Regions from separate parts of the Homo sapiens genome. Here all the other regions are linked to region 1. Evidence: chromatin contacts called from ENCODE Hi-C or POLR2A ChIA-PET data. All regions are on one chromosome and are shown on one strand. The core of a region is the stretch at or near the end of the contact, and the rest is flanking DNA. Distances in the headings are between cores, read along the strand shown.

What was found. A loop is a pair of places that touch in the nucleus more often than their neighbours do. ChIA-PET counts read pairs that join two places held with the same protein, here RNA polymerase II (POLR2A). Pooled maps may share reads with other maps.
Region 2: a loop to region 1 is called in a pooled map, with 4 times the contacts of the local background. The contact joins two enhancer-like sites. A Hi-C loop is called at or near these places in 2 of 37 single-sample maps with no recorded cell type and 2 of 50 pooled maps.
Region 3: a map of Calu3 shows a loop between it and region 1 (1.8-fold over the local background). The contact joins the promoter of CDC6 here to the enhancer-like site in region 1. A Hi-C loop is called at or near these places in 1 of 168 maps with a recorded cell type or tissue (Calu3) and 3 of 50 pooled maps. POLR2A ChIA-PET finds 5 or more read pairs at or near these places in 1 of 52 experiments (activated CD4-positive, alpha-beta T cell).

The regions. Positions count from the first base shown.
Region 1 is chr17:39,767,631-39,772,295 of GRCh38, reverse strand. The region is part of intron 7 of IKZF3 (IKAROS family zinc finger 3); the gene reads left to right. Among named protein-coding and RNA genes, the nearest start is that of GRB7, 32 kb to the right of the region's middle. RefSeq lists a silencer at 1,832-1,901. Within about 2 kb of position 2,240, at least 4 of the 41 ENCODE cell types and tissues checked have a DNase peak (open chromatin) inside an H3K27ac peak, as active enhancers do.
Region 2 is chr17:40,581,206-40,585,870 of GRCh38, reverse strand. No RefSeq gene overlaps it. Among named protein-coding and RNA genes, the nearest start is that of CCR7, 18 kb to the right of the region's middle. RefSeq lists a silencer at 3,334-3,479 and enhancers at 3,238-3,487, 3,508-3,647. Within about 2 kb of position 3,415, at least 11 of the 41 ENCODE cell types and tissues checked have a DNase peak (open chromatin) inside an H3K27ac peak, as active enhancers do.
Region 3 is chr17:40,285,449-40,290,113 of GRCh38, reverse strand. It overlaps CDC6 (cell division cycle 6), which reads right to left and starts at 2,235. Exons shown (of 12, transcript NM_001254.4): 1 at 2,024-2,235; 2 at 516-706. The coding sequence starts at 693. RefSeq lists enhancers at 1,620-1,689, 1,720-1,899, 1,668-2,475.

The DNA of each region.
Region 1 (4,665 bases), core at 991-3,490:
GTTCGATCATTTTGCCCCCCTCTTCAAAAAAACCTTTCAATGGCTCCCAGTGGAATCAAATCTAAACCATTCAGTCAGGCCTTCTGAGCCCTCCACAATCTGTCTTCAACTTACCTCTTCTAATTTTATCATTTCAGCCAACCAGTCCTTTACTTCAGCCACAATGAACTCCTCCTCCCTCTTCTGTGTAATATCTCACTCTTGTCTGAATGGCCTCCCTCACATCTGCCCTTAAAATACACATTGTAGGCCAGGCACAGTGCCTCATGCCTGTAATCCCAGCACTTTAGGAGACCAAGGTGGGAGGATCACTTGAGCTCAGGAATTTGAGACCGGCCCAAGCAACATAGTGAAACTCTGTCTCTGAAAAAAAAAAAAAAATCAAAAACCTAGCCAGGTGTGGTGGCATGGGCCTGTGGTCCCAGCTACTTAGGGGGCTGAGGTGGGAGTATCACTTGAGCCCAGGAGGTTGAGGCTGCAGTGAGCTGTGATCACGCCACTGCAATCCCACCTGAGCAACAGAGTGAGACCTTGTCTCAAAAATAAAAAATAAAAAGAAGCACACATTGTCCACATTCCCACACCCCTGTGTTCTCTCTCTGCTCCATCCTCCCTCTGCACTCCAGGCGAGTTTACTAGTCTGCTTCTTATTATAGATATGACTGTCTCCACCACCGTCACTACCACCACCTCTGATTTCAAGGAGACTTTAAAGAATAGATGAATCTTTGCCCCATATTAAGTGTGGCATATTTGAGAAGTAATTCAGTTTTCTCTTTCCACTCTCTTGGCTACTCTATGTTTTGTTCTACCATGTAGCATTAAGGATACTGATTTGTCATGAAATGATGTACATGCTGCATCTCCTCTAGTGGATTGCAATTTTGTTGTATTCCTCAAATCACCTAACCATGGTGCTAAGCAAATAATGGGAATAGAGTGCTTACACATGCCTGGCACTGCTAAGCACTTTATAGATATCATAACAACTCTGCACAGCATATACTTCTTGAGTGCATGTGCTGGTCCATGTGGAAAAAGCAGTTGCTGCCACTAAGCCCCCTTTCCCTCTGCTATGGGAACCATCACAGCAGAAAACCTGAAGTCACTGCTGGTGGTGGGGCTGTGCAGCCATGGGCAAGGTAGCAGCCAGGAAACATCAGTTAACACTCAAACATATACTGGGATATGTGGGCTCTTGGATTACATCCTGGTTCTCTGTTCACCAACTGGGCAATCTTGGAAAGTGAATCAAACTGTTTGTGCTTTAGGTTCTTCATCTAAGAGATGATAATTCATACCTTAAAAGGTATCATACAAAAATTAGCCAGGCATAGTGGCACGTGCCTGTAGTCCCAGACACTTGGGAGGCTGAGGCAAGAGAATCACTTGAACCCAGGAGACGGAGGTTGCAGTGAGTCGAGATCGTACCATTGCACTCCATCCTGGGTGACAGAGCAAGACTCTGTCTCAAAAAAAAAAAAAAAGTATCAACCCCTAATGGGCTGGTAAAATGAGACAGTATGCAAAGTATCTAGGATGGCACGGTGGATACAGCAGGGGCTCAATAAATAGTACTTATCATTATTGGGATTATTGTATATAAGGCACAGTGCAAGGTACTGTGAAATATAAAGACCAGAAGTAAACATATTAGGGTGGTGGGTCTTCCCCCTCAACCCTGCAGACAGAGTTCTGAATCCACTTGCTCAGTTAAGGGCCCTTTTAGCTCTAGCCTGTGATTCTGTACTTCCAAGTTGGCACTTAGAAGCCAACAACCATATGTCCTCACCACATTGCATCAGTTCAGGTCAGGTGGTTTCTTAGTTTAGAGTTAACAAAGCCAAGATATAAGACATTGACACCTTTAAAAAGAACCACAGGTAGGGAATGGCCCAACCAGGCAGCCTTAGTTTCTAAACTTAGGACTTGCTGTTGCCGTGTGTATTTTTGTTGGAAGAAGACCTCTAATTCAGCCTGAAGCTGGTATCATGAATCATTCAAAGGCGTGGTGTGATTTTGACTAGAAGCTGGACCAGATGCTCCGTGCAGGTTTGGAAGCAGTTACACTTTTGTGGTTTGACTAACCTTTTTTATGAGTGTGTTACTAAAGAAACGTGAGCTGTTGGCTTTTCAATTACTGTAGTTTACCCTTTCTGGGTTTCATACACATTGAGTCATCGTGTCTACAGGTGACTGATAATCATCTGCACTGCTCAAGTTACCGTAACTCAGAGACGAGGGGATCTGATGATTGCAAGTTGCATGCACGTGAACATCTGAGGCTGCCCCATCTCCTTAACAATGAACAATGGTCTGTGTTAACTACAGAATTCAGTCACATATTTCCACTCATCCAGGGGTTTATCTTCCTCTTAATGTTTTGCCTTTTACAATTTTAGCACTCAGCTGTTTTCTGACATATGCTGCAGGTGGTATAGATTGTGAAATTGTAGGCCTTGTTAAGTAAAGCAAACTCTTAGGAGAAAGGATAAAATCAGAGTTTGTGATGTGCCTACCCCACCCAGAAACCTTCTGGAGCCTCTCTGTTGGGTGAAAAGAGAAAAAGTTTCTCAAGGACCCCTGGTATTTAGGGAGATGAATAGAGGTGGCCACAGTGGAAAATAACCAATAACCTTAAAAAGGCCAAGAAACCGAAGTTCATCATTTCTGTGTCACATTCTAGGGAATGAATGTCTGTGACCTTAGCTGGCTCTCATGTTCTCAGTCTTCCAGATGGCCTTGACCAAAGATATATCCAATCTGGAAACTGAAAATAAAAAACATTGATTACTTTGGCCAAGGTCTACTCTGCTGTTGCTTCTCATTGAGTTTCCAAGACAGGGTATTTTCGTTTGCATATTTTTTTTCTCTCTCAGGTATTTCTCTGGAAACTATCAGGTTGGCCTTAAGGTCAGCTGCTTGTGGGGATGCAAAGACAAATTCATCTCATGGGAATAGATCTTTTAGCTGGTTCTTCTGGCTCCAATTTCTCACTGTTCTGGTCTGCCTTACACATTGCTGTTACGTTAACCACAAACCTGTCTTTCTCAAGGGCAGGTAGCCTTGGCTCTTGGTTCGGATTCACACCCTACAGTGGGCCATTCGGAATGCCCACCATTCGGTCCTACCATGCATTATCTTTTTTCAGTGTTTCCCCAAATGTAGGATGCAAATTGCCAGCAAGCACATGGAGCATTTAAAAACCTGGGTCCACACAGCAGGATAATTATTTTCTTTCCAGTTCTCTTTCAGTCTCCTGGATCATACTAAGGAGAAAAATTTAGACTTAATTTGATGCCAGTTGTCTTTAACACTAATCTCACACTTGGTAATCTCTGTTTTTAACAAAGGGGGAAGGGATCTTAGTCTCCAAGTACTCACAGTAGTATCCGATCAAAATTTAATGAAATGCTCTGTTTCATTGTCTTTATTTTTCATAGTTACCTTCTACTTGTGGAAAGTGATTCTGGTTTTCCGTTTATGTTAGTGATATAAAGTTTCCTTAAAAACCACATTTATTTTAGAAAAAGAAAAAAAGAAAGAAAATGTGAACCAAATCAAACAGAGGAAAAAAACCCAAGCATTTACCAAGTGTTTTCCATGTGGCAGGCCCTGTTCTAAGTGCTTTCCAGTGACCCTGTGAGGTACATACAATTATCTTCACTTTACATGAGGACACGGAACATAGGTTAAGTGACTTGCCCAAGGTCACAAAACTGGTGACCAATGGAGCCAGCATCAAACCCAGCCCATCTGACACCAGAGTTTATTCTCTCAACCACCACACTGCCCTGGTGTGTGGATATTGCAGAATGTGAAGGAAGAGTGAAGCCTGAGAAATACTGTATTTCATACTTCTTGATCGCGTTTCAGCCAGACTCGCTTTCTGCACACGTCCCGTGTAGTCCCACCTCTCTGCCTTCATTCCTGCACTCCCCCTCAACTAGGATGTCCTCTCCCGCTTCTCTGAAAATCTAAATTCTTCCAGTTCAAGACCCTTCTCAAAATTTAGATTTTCCAAGAATGCTTTCCCTTCCCCAAGTACTTCTGAAGTTTCTGCATTCCCTTAATGCCTAAATATACAATTTATACCAAATTGTCTCACCGATGCCTGTATGTTACCTTATTATTCTTTTTAAAGAACACGTTACTTCCCTGCCTAAATGCCTCAAATGTGGGCATTTAGAATAAAAGCAAAGACCTCCATAGAGCAAAGCAGTCCTTTTACAACTTTTTTTTTTGAGACAAGGTCTTACTCTGCCACCCAGGCTGGAGTGCAGTGGTGCCATCTCAGCTCACTACAATCTCTGCCTCCCAGGCTCAGGTGATCCTCCCACCTCAGCCTCCTGAGTAGCTGGGACTACAGATGCCTGGCTAATTTTTGTATTTTTTTGTAGAGACAAGGTTCCTCCATGTTGCCCGGGCTGGTCTCGAACTCCTGGGCTCAAGTGATCCTCCCTCCTCAGCCTCCCAAAGTGCTAGGATTACAGGCCTGAGCCACCGCGCCCGGCCAACTTTTAACTTATACTTTTTCTCGAGTTCTATATATATATAGGTCTTATTTCTCATCCACTAGGTTGGAGACACCTCAAGAACAGGAACTGGTTCTTCCAATCCTTTTGTTTTCTCATGGCATTTTTTCTTCTTCTTCTTTATTTTCAT
Region 2 (4,665 bases), core at 2,166-4,665, 810 kb before region 1:
AGGCAGGAGAATGGCGTGAACCCAGGAGGCAGAGCTTGCAGTGAGCTGAGATCATGCCACTGCACTCCAGCCTGGGCAACATAGGGAGACTCTGTCTCAAAAATAAATAAATAAATAAAAATTACCAACAAAAAATAGTCCAGGACCAGATGGATTCACAGCAGAATTCTACCAGACATTCAAAGAGGAATTGGTACCAATCCTCTTGACACTATTCCACAAGATAGAGAAAGAAGGAACCCTCTCTAATTCATTCTATGAAGCCAGCCTCACCCTAATACCAAAACCAGTAGAGGACACAACCACAAAAGAAAACTAAGACCAATATTCTTGATGAACACAGATGCTAAAATCCTTAACAAAATATTAGCTAACCGAATCCAACAACCTATCAAAAAGATAATCCACCATGATCAAGTGGGTTTCATACAAGGGATGCAGGGATGGTTTAACATATGCAAGTCAATAAATGTGGTACACCACATAAACAGAATTTAAAACAAAAATCACATGATCATCTCAATAGATGTAGAAAAAGCATTTGACAAAATCCAGCATCGCTTTATGATTAAAACCCTCAGCAAAATCAGCACACAAGGGACATACCTTAATGTAATAAAAACCATCTATGACAAACACACAGCCAACATAATGCTGAATGGGGAAAAGTTGAAAGCATTCCCTCTGAGAACAGGAACAAGATAAGGACGCCCACTGTCACCACTCCTCTTCAACATAGTACTGGAAGTCCTAGCCAAAGCAATCAGACAAGAGAAAGAAATAAAGGGCATCCAAATCAGCAAAGAGGAAGTCAAACTGTCCCTGTTTGCTGATGATATGATAGTTTACCTTGAAAACCCTAAGGACTCCTCCAGAACTGATAAAAGAATTCAGCAAAGTTTCCAATTATAAGATTAATATACACAAATTAGTAGCTCTTCTATACACCAACAATGACCAAGCAGAGATCAAATCAAGAACTCAAGAATAGCTCCAAGAAAAATAAATAGCTTTACAATAGCTCCAAGAAAAATAAAATACTTAGGAATAACCTAACAAAGGAGTCAAAAGACCTCTACGAGGAAAACTACAAAACACTACTGAAAGAAATCAGACAACACAAACAAATGGAAACACATGCCATGCTCATGGATAGGTAGACTCAATATTGTGAAAATGACCACACTGCCAAAAGCAATCTACAAATTCAATGTAATCCCCATCAAAATACTGCCACCATTCTTCACAGAGTTAGAAAAAACAATTCTAAAATTCATATGGAACCAAAAAAGAGCCCACATAGCCAAAGCAAGGCTAAGCAAAAAGAACAAATCTGGAGGCATCACACTACCTGATTTCAAACTATATTATAAGGCCATAGTCACCAAAACAGCATGGTACTGGTATAAAAATAGGCACATAGACCAATGGAACAGAATAGAGAACCCAGAAATAAACCCAAATACTTACAGCCAACTGGTCTTCAACAAAGCAAACAAAAACATAAAGTGGGGAAAGGACACCCTTTTCAACAAATGGTGCTGGGATAATTGGCTAGCCACATGTAGGAGAATGAAATTGGATCCTCATCTCTCACCTTATACAAAAATCAACTCAAGATGGATTAAGGACTTAAACCTAAGACCTGAAACTGTAAAAGTCCTAGAAGATAACATTGGAAAAACTATTTTAGACATTGGCTTAGGCAAGGATTTCATGACCAAAACCCCAAAAGCAATTGCAATAAAAACAAAGATAAATAGCTGGGACCTAATTAAACTAAAGAGCTTTTGCATGGCAAAAGGAACAGTCAGCAGAGTAAACAGGTAACCCACAGAGTGGGAGAAAATCTTCACAATCTATACATCTGACAAAGGACTAATATCCAGAATCTACAACAAACTCAAATCAGTAAGAAAAAAACAAACAATCCCATCAAAAAGTGGGCTAAGGACATGAATAGACAATTCTCAAAAGAAGATATACAAATGGCCAACAAACATGAAAAAATGCTCAACATCACTAATGATCAGGGAAATTCAAATCAAAACCACAATGCGATACCACCTTACTCCTGCAAGAATGGCCATAATCAAAGAATCAAAAAACAGTAGATGTTGACAGAGATGCAGTGATCAGGGAACACTTCTATACTGCTGGTAGGAATGTAAACTAGTACGCCACTAAGGAAAACAGTGTGGAGATTCCTTAAAGAACTAAAAGTAGAACTACCATTTGATCCAGCAATCCCACTACTGGGTATACCCAGAGGAAAAGAAGTCATTATTCGAAAAAGATACTTGCACACACATGTTTATAGCAGCACAATTCACAGTTGCAAAATCATGGAACCAATCCAAATGCCCATCAATCAACGAGTGGATAAAGAAACTGTAGTATATATATGTATAATGGAATAGTATTCCATCTGATTAGTCTCAGCCATAAAGAGATGAATTAACAGCATTTGCAATGACCTGGATGAGATTGGAGACTATTATTCTAGGTGAAGTAACTCAGGAATGGAAAACCAAACATTGTATGTTCTCACTGACATGTGGGAGCTAAGCTATGAGGACGCAAAGGCATAAGAATGATACAATGGACTTCGGGGACTTGGGGAGAAGAGCAGGAAGGGGCAAGGGATAAAAGACAACAAATATGGTGCAGTGTATACTGCTCGGGTGATGGGTGCACCAGGATCTCACAAATCACCACTAAATAACTTACTCATGTAACCAAATATCACCTGTACCCCAATAACGTATGGAAAATTTTTTAAAAAGAATAAAAAATAAATTTTAAAAATGTACAATTTCGGTTGTGAATGTGCAGGGTTGGCCCAGCAATGGGCAGGCTGGAGGTGGGGAGTGGGCATCTTGGATGTCTAATTTATCACTCGCCATGAGACCAGCCTCAACATTTCCCACCCCTGCTTTCACCACAGAGGTTATTTCAGTCCAAGTTTCCTGTCGCCCTTGCCACCTTGCCAAGATAAAGGTCACCACCGGGTCTCACTGGGGAACAAAAGGAGGGATTCTGGGCAGCCCTCAGTCATGCACAAAAGCTCTGGGCTTAGAGCTCTTGGGGACAGTAGGACAGCAGGGCCAGCCCCACCCTCTCTGGTTGGCTGAAACTAGAATGGCGTGAGGTTTGGCTGAGCAATTCTGGAAGAATAACTGCTCCCTTCCTTTCCCTTTCACCTTTCCTCAGACCCCCGTCCTCACTCACCCCCACTTCTCCCCTCAGAGAGCTTTTGGCAACACGAAAAACACAGACACATAGACCCCTCCCTCTTAATGCCCAACAATGAACCCATGCAGCAAAACAGGAAGCATCTTCCTGTCAAGGCAAACCCATTGTTCTCTCTGTGCACACGTCCTGACAAGTCAGGAAACCGCCGCCGGGCCATGGCAACAGGTGTCAGGGTGACCTGAGGCTTCCCGCTAGCCTGTGCCAAGCCCTCCTTCCCTTTTCATGTAAGTGCCACACGCTAACCAATTGCACCACTGAGAGCTCCTCTCCTTCCCTTTTCTTCATCCTGGTGAGCCATCCTCTTCCTCCCTGCAGCCTCACAACTTATTTTCCTCACACCTGTTGGCCCTTTCCCTCTTGGTTGTCCAAGGTCCGAGTAAGACCTTAAAAGGCCCTGAACCCTATAAAGATTGCAGTCTCTCTCCAAATATAATTCCTAATACTCACCAGACAACACAAAATGTACATGTGTGCTGAAATTAAAAGAGCATCTTTTTAGATTTTCTGATTACTGAACTCTTCTCAACTTTGGGATGTCTTCATCTGGCTGGGGCCCTGTGTCCATACCAAATCTGCCTGTTGGGTTACCCCACACTGGTGGAGGCTCATTTTCGTTGGCTTCACATGGGAACAGATTATTCCCAAGTGAGATAAAACAGGGGCAAGAGGTGGGGGCAGGAGTGAGAGGTGTGATCTTGGACTTTGCCCACTAAATGACAAGTCCAGAGGGACAGGAAGCCATTGGACACTCTGGGTAGAGCCAGGACACTGCTACTATGACCATGGACTCCATATGCAAGAAAGGCAGGACTGAGTTTCTGAGCTTCTGCAGACCTGGCTCCCTCCAGGGGACTCTGGGTCTGGCTCCTCTGTCGATTCTCTCCAGATCAGAGGCCTCCTCTAGGGGTCTCAAGACTTGTCCTGTTCTTTTTCATAATAACAGGGGCTGGAGTTTCTGGTAAGCTAAGCTTTTCTTTATCCTCTGGGTAACCAAGTCATCAGTGAGGTGGTTGGACTGAATGACTATAAAGGTTACTTGTAGGTCCTTCTCCCTGCTCATTCTCAGAAACCTTCGTAAAACAGGATGGGATGTAAAGACCTGTCTGAGGGTGTCTTTCCCAGGAAGAGAGGGGGCAGCCGTGGTCTGAGCTCTTCCGACCATGCCCAACATCAGTAAAGGCAGCCTGGCATAGTGGGAAAAGCCCCTTAGCTTAGAGTCAAATATCAAGTCACTTTCCTTTCAAGTCTCAGCTTCCTCAATCATAGAATGGAAACCTGCCACACAGGGCAGCCCGAGGGCTAAATGAGATGAGGTATAAGGATGTGCTTGGAGATGTGGATGCCCATGCTATTTTCCATTGCTTGTCAAGCTCCTCAAGGCCCAGGACTAGGTTGATGGGCCTTCAAGCC
Region 3 (4,665 bases), core at 986-3,485, 520 kb before region 1:
TCAGAGTGACCTCAGTAAGTGTCTAACTCTGGAGTTCGGTAAGCACTTAGCAACCATTCTGAAAATAACTAAAATGAAGAGTAGTCTTAGGCCAGGAGCGGTAGCTCATGCCTATAATCCCAGCACTTTGGGAGGCCGAGGCAGTTGGATCACCTGAGGTCAGGAGTTCAGAGACCAGATTGGCCAATATGGCAAAACCCTGTCTCAACTAAAAATCCAAAAAAAAAAAAAAAAAAAATTAGCCAGGCTTGGTGGTGGGCGCCTGTAATCCCAGCTACTTGGGAGGCTGAGGCAGGAGAATCGCTTGAACCCAGGAGGCGGAGGTTGCAGTGAGCCAAGATCGCACTATTGCACTCCAGCCTGGGAGATGGAGCGAGACTCTGTCTCAAAAAAAAAAAAAAAAAAAAAAAGAAGTCTTAACTGAACTTAGAAAGCTCCTTCAAAGGACACACATCTTACCAAGAAAAGAAAGGTCACGAGCTGCTAGTGAAAAAGTGATATAATGGATGGTTTACCCAGACGTTTCCTGGGGCTGAGAGGCAGGGCTTTTACACGAGGAGAACAGGTTACGGTTTGGACATTTGTTGGTTCTAGTTTGGCATCACTGGAGTTTTTAGCTTTGTTCAATGCCCGAGACAGCTTCCTTTTTGGAAAACTGATTGTAGCCTGTGCCTGGGATCGGGTTTGAGGCATGACGACAGCACAGCTAGATTAAAAAAAATAAGAGGACAACTAGTCAATATGTGAAAGTGAAGAGAAAATAACTAACATGGAATTTATTTATACTGATGATTAACACTTATTTCCTAATTATGTTATCACACTTATTTTAGCATTCACTTTTGCTTCACATCCAAATCTATGCAAGAACAGCTGACATTTGTTGTCTACCTACTACGTGGAAGGGCGCTGTTATAAACACTTTAGGTACCAACTCGTTTAACAACGATCTTAGGAGTAGGTACTATTATTAGCCTTTATTTTACACATGAGAAAACTGAGATAAACAGTGGCCCAAAGTCACAGAAAAACAGGAATGTAACCCCGGGCATCTGGTGCCAGAGCCCAAGTTCTTAACCAATTGAGCGATGCAATAACAAGTTACCTGAAATGGGCCGGGCGCGGTGGCCCACGCCTGTAATCCCAGCACTTTGGGAGGCTGAGGCGGGCGGATCACCTGAGGTCAGGAGTTCGAGACCAGCCTGACCAACATGGAGAAACCCCGTCTCTACTAAAAATACAAAAATTACGGCCAAACGCGGTGGCTCACGCCTGTAATCCCAACACTTTGGGAGGCCGAGACGGGCCGAGACCATCCTGGCTAACACGGTGAAACCCCGTCTCTACTAAAAATGCAAAAAATTAGCCGGGCGTGGTGGTGGGCGCCTGTAGTCCCAGCTACTCGGGAGGCTGAGGCAGGAGAATGGCATGAACCCGGGAGGCGGAGCTTGCAGTGAGCCGAGATCGCGCCACTGCACTCCAGCCTGGGAGACCGAGCGAGACTCCGTCTCAAAAAAAAAAAAAAAATTAGCCGGACGTGGTGGCGGGCGCCTGTAGTCCCAGCTACATGAAGAGGCTGAGGCAGGAGAATGGCTTGAACCCGGCAGGCAGAGGTTGCAGTGAGCCGAGATCGCACCACTGCACTACAGCCTGGGCGACAAGAGCGAGACTCCGTCTCAAAAAAAAAAAAAAGTTACATGAATTGATTTATATAGAACTTCTAGTTTCCTCCCTCCAGGCACGCGGGGTGTCTTTATCACCAGTTCAGCCCAGCACCCGCCACATTTAGTCTCTTCTATCCCAAGCCCTCACACTGCAGCTCAGTCTTCCCTCAGTTCTTTCCGCCCCTGCACTCAGTCCTCATTCTAGGCAGCTCTCAACGCACCCCAGAATATTTCCTTCCTACAACTTTCACCTCCTTCACACCACGCATAACTGCTAGAACTACCCCGAGGGCACCTGCCCTTTCCCTGATCCCGACCTCAGACCTCCAGCGAGCTCAGCTCTTTTCCCTTCACTTCACCTCAGGCCTCGCCGGAACCCGCAGCCTTCACCCAGCTCCGCTGCCTCACAGACCCCAGGCCTCCTCGAGCAATCCTCTTCTTTCCACCTCCTCAGTGCAGGATCCTTCTCACGTCTCTCACACGCAGCCTCTCGGACTCACCACCACAAGCCCCTGAACAAACTGCACAGCGGCAGCAGCAAACTCCAGCCGCGCTCGCGCCAAATCCGAATGGCCACAGCGTTCCCACCTCCCGCCAAAGCCCGGCCTCGATTCTGATTGGCTGTAGTCACAGAGCCTTTCGCCTTGGGCACCGCCTCTTTTTTTGCTACCAATCCAGTGGAAGAGTTACAGCCAATGAGAGAGCCCCAAGTCTTAGAGTCGCTGTGAGGCCACGACCACTGAACGGGGGAGGGAATCTACATCCGGGGCCTCGGTGGAAAGACGCGCGATTGCGGCAGGGCGACTCTGGGTAAAGCGGGCCGGCCCGCCGCAAAGCACGCTGGGAGGCGTAGTCTTTGCTGCCGCGCAGTCGCACTCTTCCTTCGACTGGAAGTGTCAAGATGTGGTTCCCCTTCTCACTGCCTAAAGTACCCATTTGCATCATCCTGATGGGCTAGATTTTCAGAACTGCTACATGATACCTACCGTTTTGGGTTCTGTGCGCCAGGTATGATGCTAGGCACTTTCCTTACCTCTCTAATGCTCAACCTCGCAAAGTACAAAGCAAACTTCTATACAAGGTTAGAGGTCACAGCATCTTGGTGACAGTGAAGAGCCTAGGATCCAGATCTCCTGATGGCTGAACTAGTGATTTTTATGGTAAAGTTCTACACACCTATATAAAGAAAAACTATGCTTCATCATAGTATCTCTTGATTTGTGCTTCAAAGGTGAGAAACAGAGCCAACTCTTTACTTTTATTTCGTTCAACCTAAGAATATTATGTTCTGTGCATCTTCTTACCATTAATCCACACATCATGGGGAGGGAATTATGACCCCTTAATTTTAAAATCTTTTATGGCGAAACACTAGGGTTTCAGGGCCAGGGAAGACAGCTATATAGAAGAGGCAAGCTGAGTTTTTAATGAAAAATATAAATTAGCGCAGTAATTTGAAGGCCAGCTTCCAAAGCCAATAATTCATCTAAGCCTCAGGTTCCTTTAGAGGCCAGAACCCAATTCTAGGTGATGGTAAACATTTATCTTTTACCCCTCAGTAACAAACAAAATAGAGCCATAAAGCCTAGAAAGAGGGAAGCAACAATATTACGATCATCAGTGAATTGGTACCTAGTTCATGAAGAGAGCCAATATTGAGTGCTTAAGTGTATGCCAGGGGCTGTGCTCAGTATTTTACCTACATCACCTTATTAATCTTCACAAGCACCCCCATGAACCTGGTGTTATTTCACTTTACAAATGAGGGAACTACAGTAGAGGGGAGTTGAGTAAACTTGCCCAAGGTCACACAACTAGTAAGTGGAAGAGCTAGAATTTGAACTCTGAACTCTGACAGAAAATCAAACTCTTGACCACTTTATCATAGGGGGATGATTAGACAGATTCAGGTTCTAAACAGGAAGAGATGGTGGAGTACATTTCGTGAAGGCTTTTTAGCAGCTGAAAACTACAAAAGTGAAGAGAATGGGCTGCCATGAATGGAGAAAGTTACCACACAATGGAAGCTTTTTTTTTTTTTATTTTTGAGACAAGTCTCATTTTATCACCCAGGCTTGAGTGCCGTGCCATGATCTCGGCTCACTGCAATCTCCACCACCTGGGTTCAAGCCATTCTCCTGCCTCAGCCTCCTGAGTAGCCGGGACTACAGGCACGCGTCACCACGCCTGGCTAATATTTGAATTTTTAGTAGAGGGGTTTCACCATGTTGGCCAGGTTGGTCTCAAACTCCTGACTTCATGATCCACCCACCTCAGCCTCCCACAGTGCTGGGATTACAGGCATGAACCACCGCTCTTGGCCACAGTGGAAGCTTTTAAAAGGACTAGATGGTATTTCTGATGTCTTAGTAGGATAGTAGAACTCAGGAAGCAACCTTCACTGTTCGTATTTTTATAACATGGGCACCTAAGAATTGCCCTTAATAACCTGAAATGGTAATGTGTGCCCAGCCAGCTGTAAGGGGTGGTTATGGTAAACAACCTAGGAAGCTATGAGTACTTAGCATGCATATTGGAACCTATGAAAACACCAGGAAATGGCTGGGTGCGGTGGCTCACGCCTGTAATCCCAGCACTTTGGGAGGCTGAGGCGGGTGGATCACGAGGTCAGGAAATCGAGACCATCCTGGCTAACACGGTGAAACCCCGTCTCTACTAAAATACAAAAAAATTAGCCAGGCGTGGTGGCGGGTGCCTATAGTCCCAGCCACTCAGAAGGCTGCGGCGGGAGAATGGTGTGAACCCGGGAGGTGGAGCTTGCAGTGAGTGGAGATCACGCCACGCCACTGCACTCCGGCCTGGGCGACAAAGCGAGACTCCGCCTCAAAAAAAAAAGAAAAGAAGACACTAGGAAACATAGCAGTGGCCCAAGAAAAGCCTACAGGTGTAAATGACCACTGTGGAAGCAGGCAAATAATCACAGAATGTCAGGACTGAAAGGTTATCTACTTGAAGCTTTTCCTTTGCACTAATAATGATC